Regions from separate parts of the Homo sapiens genome. Here region 1 is linked to region 2. A link is an interaction called in ENCODE POLR2A ChIA-PET data of the cell type or tissue named here. Cell type or tissue: Panc1. All regions are shown on one strand. Links, peaks and the distances in the headings refer to the core of each region. The heading gives the core; the rest is flanking DNA.

What was found. ChIA-PET counts read pairs that join two places held together with the same protein. Peaks named below come from ENCODE experiments on the same cell type or tissue, not always from the same donor. Only the 100,000 strongest peaks of a DNase experiment are listed, where the experiment ranks them.
Region 1: POLR2A ChIA-PET joins it to region 2 with 16 read pairs; 2 of 35 experiments call an interaction of 5 or more read pairs at or near these places.

The regions. Positions count from the first base shown.
Region 1 is chr14:21,525,823-21,528,743 of GRCh38, reverse strand. SALL2 (spalt like transcription factor 2) reads left to right here and starts at 2,398. Exons shown (of 2, transcript NM_001364564.1): 1 at 2,398-2,683. The coding sequence starts at 2,617. RefSeq lists enhancers at 1,152-1,979, 1,980-2,807 and a silencer at 2,461-2,520. In Panc1, for the core only: no CTCF peak of the experiment used is centred there; no DNase peak of the experiment used is centred there; H3K4me3 peaks cover 855 bases.
Region 2 is chr14:21,931,238-21,934,158 of GRCh38, reverse strand. It overlaps TRA. Among named protein-coding and RNA genes, the nearest start is that of OR4E1, 260 kb to the right of the region's middle. In Panc1, for the core only: no CTCF peak of the experiment used is centred there; no DNase peak of the experiment used is centred there.

The sequences.
Region 1 (2,921 bases), core at 224-2,723, 410 kb after region 2:
ACAGGAGTCAAAATTCTGAATGCTTGCTTCACTGAATTACTGTGTGAACTTGGAAAAGTCACTTAACCTCTCCAAGCTTCAGTTTCCTTATCTGTAAAAATAAACCACATTGCACAAAACTGTGACTTGCCATAAACTGAAATAGAACCCCCCTCCCTCATTTGTAAGTCCAGGCCTGGAAGCACAGAACCCGTCCATTTCAGAATTATGACTCACAATGCTAAGAGCCTTATTATCTGAAGTTTCAAAACATAATTCAGTAAACTGTTTTAAGTTTAAAAACACAGGCAAAATTTATGTTGAGAAGTAAAGTGGATGTTACTAATATTTTAAATAGGTTGTTTCAGCTCCCCCACCCACTGCAATAAAAGACTTCCTACCTTTGAAATATGCTGCTGATATTAGCCAATATCTTACCTCAGAAATTAATAAGATTAACAAACAACATGGAAAACAGATCTAATTTTAGTATATGTGTATTTAAGGTTACTTCGATTATTTTGCTACTGACAATGTAAATTATCTCATTGATTAAATTCAGGACTCCCCAAACTTTAAAAATCTCACATGTACATATTAATTTTTTTAGACTTTTTTTTTTTTTTGAGACGCAGTTTCACTCTTGTTGCCCAGGCTGGAGTGCAATGCCACGATCTCAGCCCCCTGCAACCTCCACCTCCTGGGTTCAAGCCATTCTCCTGGCTCAGCTGCCCCAGTAGCTGGGATTAAAGGTGTACCATCATGCCCAGCTAATTTTTGTATTTTTAGTAGAGACGGGGTTTCAACATGTTGGCCATGCTGGTCTGGAACTTCTGACCTCGTGATCTGCCCACCTCCCAAAGTGCTGGGATTACAGTGAGCCACCGCGCCCGGCTTTTTTTTTTTTTTAAAGTAATGGGGCCTCACTATGTTGCCGAAGCTGGAGGGCAGTGGTTATTCACAGGTGTGATCACAGCTCACTGCAGCCTCAAACTCCTGGACTAAAGCAATTCTCCTGCCTCAGCCTCCCAAGTAGCTGGGGCTACAAGTGTGCACCACCATACCTGGTTTACACATTAATATTGTCCAATTTTTCAATTTTTTGTCCCCACAATATTTTTCTGAGTAAAATACTGCAGCTACAATATTACCACTTTATGAAGAGGGAAACGGTGGTATAACATGGTGTGACTGACCACCATGTCTCAGTTTTATCAGTGAGGCAAGAATAGAACTGGGATTAAAACAATTTAGGTTTACTGATGCCCAGGGAAACCACAAAACCAAGGACTTGTGGTCACTTCCTGCATGTAAGAGAAAGTATTTTAGGAAGTGGGAAGCACTTTAAGACTCATTTCAAGGTAAAAAAGAGAATGCCAGAATACCTGGTCCAGGAGGCATTTTATTCTTACTTATCCTGTCTGAATAGGAGGCTGCCTCTGTGATGGTGAGCAGGTGTTAGCTATTTCTAAGCATTCAAATCAGGCTGGGGCTGAAAGGGCTTTAGACACTGAGGGCTGCCTGGTAGTTCCTACCGCATTGTTTCAAGAGGGCTCCCCTCCCCCCCAGGTTAGAGCTGGGTGGGCCTCCGTAGGCCTCTGCAGGCTAGCGTCTCCCCAAACCCACTGTCTTTAATAGTGACGGTGTGAGGAATGTTGCAAGAGGAGAATAGAGGAGGAAGAGGGTACTAAATAGGAGATGGCTTATTAAATAAGCATGGACTCTATGAATTAGGTGTTGTGTAGGCTGGGCGATCTGCGGAGTAACCTGCATTCAGCTATTATTCAGGGGGAGGAGGGGCGGGGAGTGAAGGGGCTTAGTGTTCCGCAGAGAGTCCTGAAATGACTTCCTGGGAAATTCTACCTTGCAGCCGCCCACCCTGAGAAACTTCTTTTGTGGAGAGGGATGGGGGTAGGGTGGGAATGGAAGTGAGAAAGACGAGACAAAACTTCGAATATTTTGGGGTGTGTGTGCTGGTGAGGAGTGGATGTTCTGATCTCCCCCTCTTCTTCTGGCCCTCAGACCTCTGAGGAGATCAGACGACCCTCTCTGGAATCCACTTTTTCCAAGCTCAGCGGATCCTTTATCCAAAGAAAAATAAGAGAAGCCTATCGCCTTGCTCCACTGAGCAGGGCTACGTTTCCCACTGTGCCCCTAGAGCTTAGGAGGGGAGGGCGGGGGGAGGAGGGTAGGCCTGGGCAAAGGCATCTGCAGATGGGGGGAGCTGGCCAGGGACCGGGAAAGGTGGACCCCCGCAGTGCTTCACAGCACCTGTCACTGCGCCTCCGGAAACTCTCCCGAGCTCTGAGCTCCCGCCCCCACGCCCCCGCTAGCGCTCCCTTCTCCCGCCTCCTCTAGCTCCCGCCTCCCTCCCCAGCAGCTCCTCCCCATAAACTCCCCTCCTCATCAGCTCCTCCCAGATCTCCCCTCTCCCCGCTTTCTCACTCCAGCTTCTCCCCGCCTCCTCGCTCCCCTCCCCCTCCGCCGCTGCTCCCTGCCCCCGCCGCTGCCGATCTCCATCTCCGCAGTCTGGGCCGCTGGGTGCAGAGGCTGCCGCAGACCCAGCGGCCATCGCCTCCCTCAATCCCAATATCCATTGTCTCCCACCCCACCTGGCCCTCCACTTCCCCCACAACCATGGCGCACGAATCCGAGAGGAGCTCTCGTCTCGGGGTGCCCTGCGGGGAGCCGGCAGAGCTCGGAGGTGCGGTAGGGTCGGTCGGGCTGGGCAGGGGTGGGGGCGGAGGGGGATGCGCAGGGGCGGCGAAGACTTTCGGTGGGTGGGAGAAAATGCATGATTCTCTGCGTAGGCCCCTGTCCCCACACCTATTCCGTGAACTCGCTTGTGGCCTGGGGAAGGGAGGGTGGCTGAGGAGGGGAGTAGCATGCTCTTGCCCCCCTCCCCTCCTCCCTCCCCACCCCCCTGCCCCATGCCGGGTTGT
Region 2 (2,921 bases), core at 179-2,678:
ATAAATCTCATTAATAGCAAAACATGTGTTCCCTATTTTTTCCAGTATAAATTGCTTTCAGAGAAATTTCAGAGAGAAGTTAGAAGACACCAACGTGACTTTTTCCCAAGCCCTTGAAATATTTTAAGACAGCAAGTTAATAGGTGCTCTATTTATCCAAATGAAATTTTTTAAAATAATTAAATAATTTCAGGTCTCATTCTTTGACTAAAAGAGGAAAGAAAACATATTTTAAAGGATGAATAAACTGCAGTTTAGGAGCTGACCACCAGGTAGTGGCATAAGCATTCCTTTCAGACCAATTATTAAACACCTGATGAGCAATGCATGGTAGCAAGGCTGAAAAAGTTCCTAAACTTCTGTGAACCACCAGAGTACTGGAACTTTATTCATGGCCAGTGACCACTCTCTTTCTGTTCCTGGAAACTTGCTTGTGATAAAGGAGTCTAAAGCATAGTTGTTCAAATTAACCAGTATGAAAATTTCTCACATACAGGATCATAGCTTAATTCTTCCTAATGACTAACATTATTTAAAGCATTGTTTAATCTGTGCACAGTCAGTCATTGTTATGAAGCATTATTTCACAAGATTATGCAAGGTTTAAGGACATAAATGGGAATAATTTTCAAGAACATTCCAAAAATCTGAAGTCTATACAACCCATCAACTTGAACAATATTTACTGGTCCAGCAATTTCTAAAATAAAACTTGGTACACTTCACAATAAAAGAAAAATACAAAAACAATAATATGGAAGCCAAAACTTTGTCATAAATATGATTGAATAAATTTATCATTTTCCCCTTTCTTCATAGAAATAATCTAAATGCAACAAGAAATTTAAGAACAATAACACTATATCTATAATTGGGGTCAAATTAAGAGAAAGAATCCGAATATTTTTAAGAGCCAACCAAATTAAATGAGCTTGCACAAATGCACAGGTACAGTGAATCATCCTAGATCCAAATGAAACAATCCACCAAACCAGGCATTAGAACATCTTTGGCCTTCTTAAAGTTTGTTAATTTCAAGCATTATATTAATAGATTTTCAAGTATTAAATCATCTTTACATTCCCAAAATAAATTCAACTTAATTATGTTGTTTTTTTTTGTGCATGCATTTGTCCCTTCTCACTTTTTTTTTCTGGATCATGTTAGTATTGTAATTATTTTCAAAATATCATGTTGTGGTTTTATCATTGATTTTGTTATTTTCCTTTGAGCCATTAATTTCTTGCTTTTATTTTTAATTCCTTCAATCTACTCTCAACCATTTTATTTTACTGTTAATTTTATAACTTCTGGAGTTGTATATTGAATTGGCTTACTTTTATATTTCATTGTTTGCTGAAAATTCATCAATTGGAGTCAAATGACCCAAGTTTAAGTGTTGGATGTTTATTTACTAGATCTGTGGACTGAGGTAAAACTTTCTGCTTCTATATCTCTCTAGTATGGAAACCAGAGTGCACATTATTTTCTCCTGGTTTAGTATTTTCAATTACTAACTAAACATTGCTTTAAAAATATGTATCCAAATACAAATTCTTCATCTTGTTCAGCACATCATCATGTGTTAGAATATTTATTCTTAGAAGGACATCATTCTTTGACTTCTCAACATTTAAACTAAATTTTGAAGGGCCTGATGTATTAAAGATATAAAATGATTACATTATGAAGTTGATGCTTCTATGTATGCTTGAAGTTTTGCAGCCTACATGAGTTATCCTGAGGGACATGAGACAAATGTCCTGTTCTCCAATCTGCTGTCACAACACCTGAAATTCCACCATTAAATATGCTTGTAGTTAGAACTAATAAATGAATTCAACAAACTTGAAGGATACAGAAACAGCACACAAAAATCAATTGCATTTCTATAAACTAACAATGAACACTTTGGAAATTAAGAAAATAATTCCATTTGCAATAGCATCAAAAAGAATAAAATACTTAGGAATAAACTTAAACAACAATGCTAAAGACTTGCACAATGAAAACAAAAATGTTGCTGAAATAAATTAAATAAGGCACAAATAAGTTGAAAGACATCTGATATTTATGGATTGGAGAATTTAACATCATTAAAATGTCGATGCTACCAAAAGCAATCTACAGATTCAATTCAATCCCTATCAAAATCCCAATAGTGTTTTTGCAGTAATAGAAAAATCCATCCAAAAGTTCATATGGCAGCTTGTGAAACCCCAAATAGCCAAAATAATCTTGAAAAGGAACAAGTTTGGAAGGTCTAACACTTCCTGATTTCAAAGCTGATTACAAAGCTACAGTAATATAGCAAAAGCTGTGTGGTGCTTGCATAATGACAGTCATATAGACCAATGCAATACAATAGAGAGCCCAAAATTAAACCTTCACATTTACAACCAAATTATTTTAGGAAAGGGTCCTAAGACTGTTTAAGGGTGAAAGGAAAGTCTTTTCAACAAACAGTGTTGGGAAAAACTGGATATCCACATGCAAAAGAGTGAAACTGCACTCTTATCTTACAGGAAAAGCATCGCGATTTAGATTTGGCAATAATTTCTTTTTCTTTTTTTCTTTTTTTTCAGCCTTCAGAAAGCATGGAATTGGCAATAATTTCTTGGCTATAATACCAAAAGCATAGGATGCAAAAGAAAACTTAGATAAACTTGACTACATCAAAATTAAAAACTACTGTGCATCAAAGGGCACAATTAATGGAGTGACAGAGTGGATAAACAACCCATGGAATGGAAAAAAAAATATCAAATCATATATCCGACAAAAGATCAATATCCAGAATATATAAAGAACTCTTACAACTCAGCAGAAAAAAAAGACAACCCAGGCCAGGCGCGGTGGCTCACATCTGTAATCCCAGGACTTTGGAGGCCGAGGTAGGTGAATTGCTTTAGCTCGGGAGT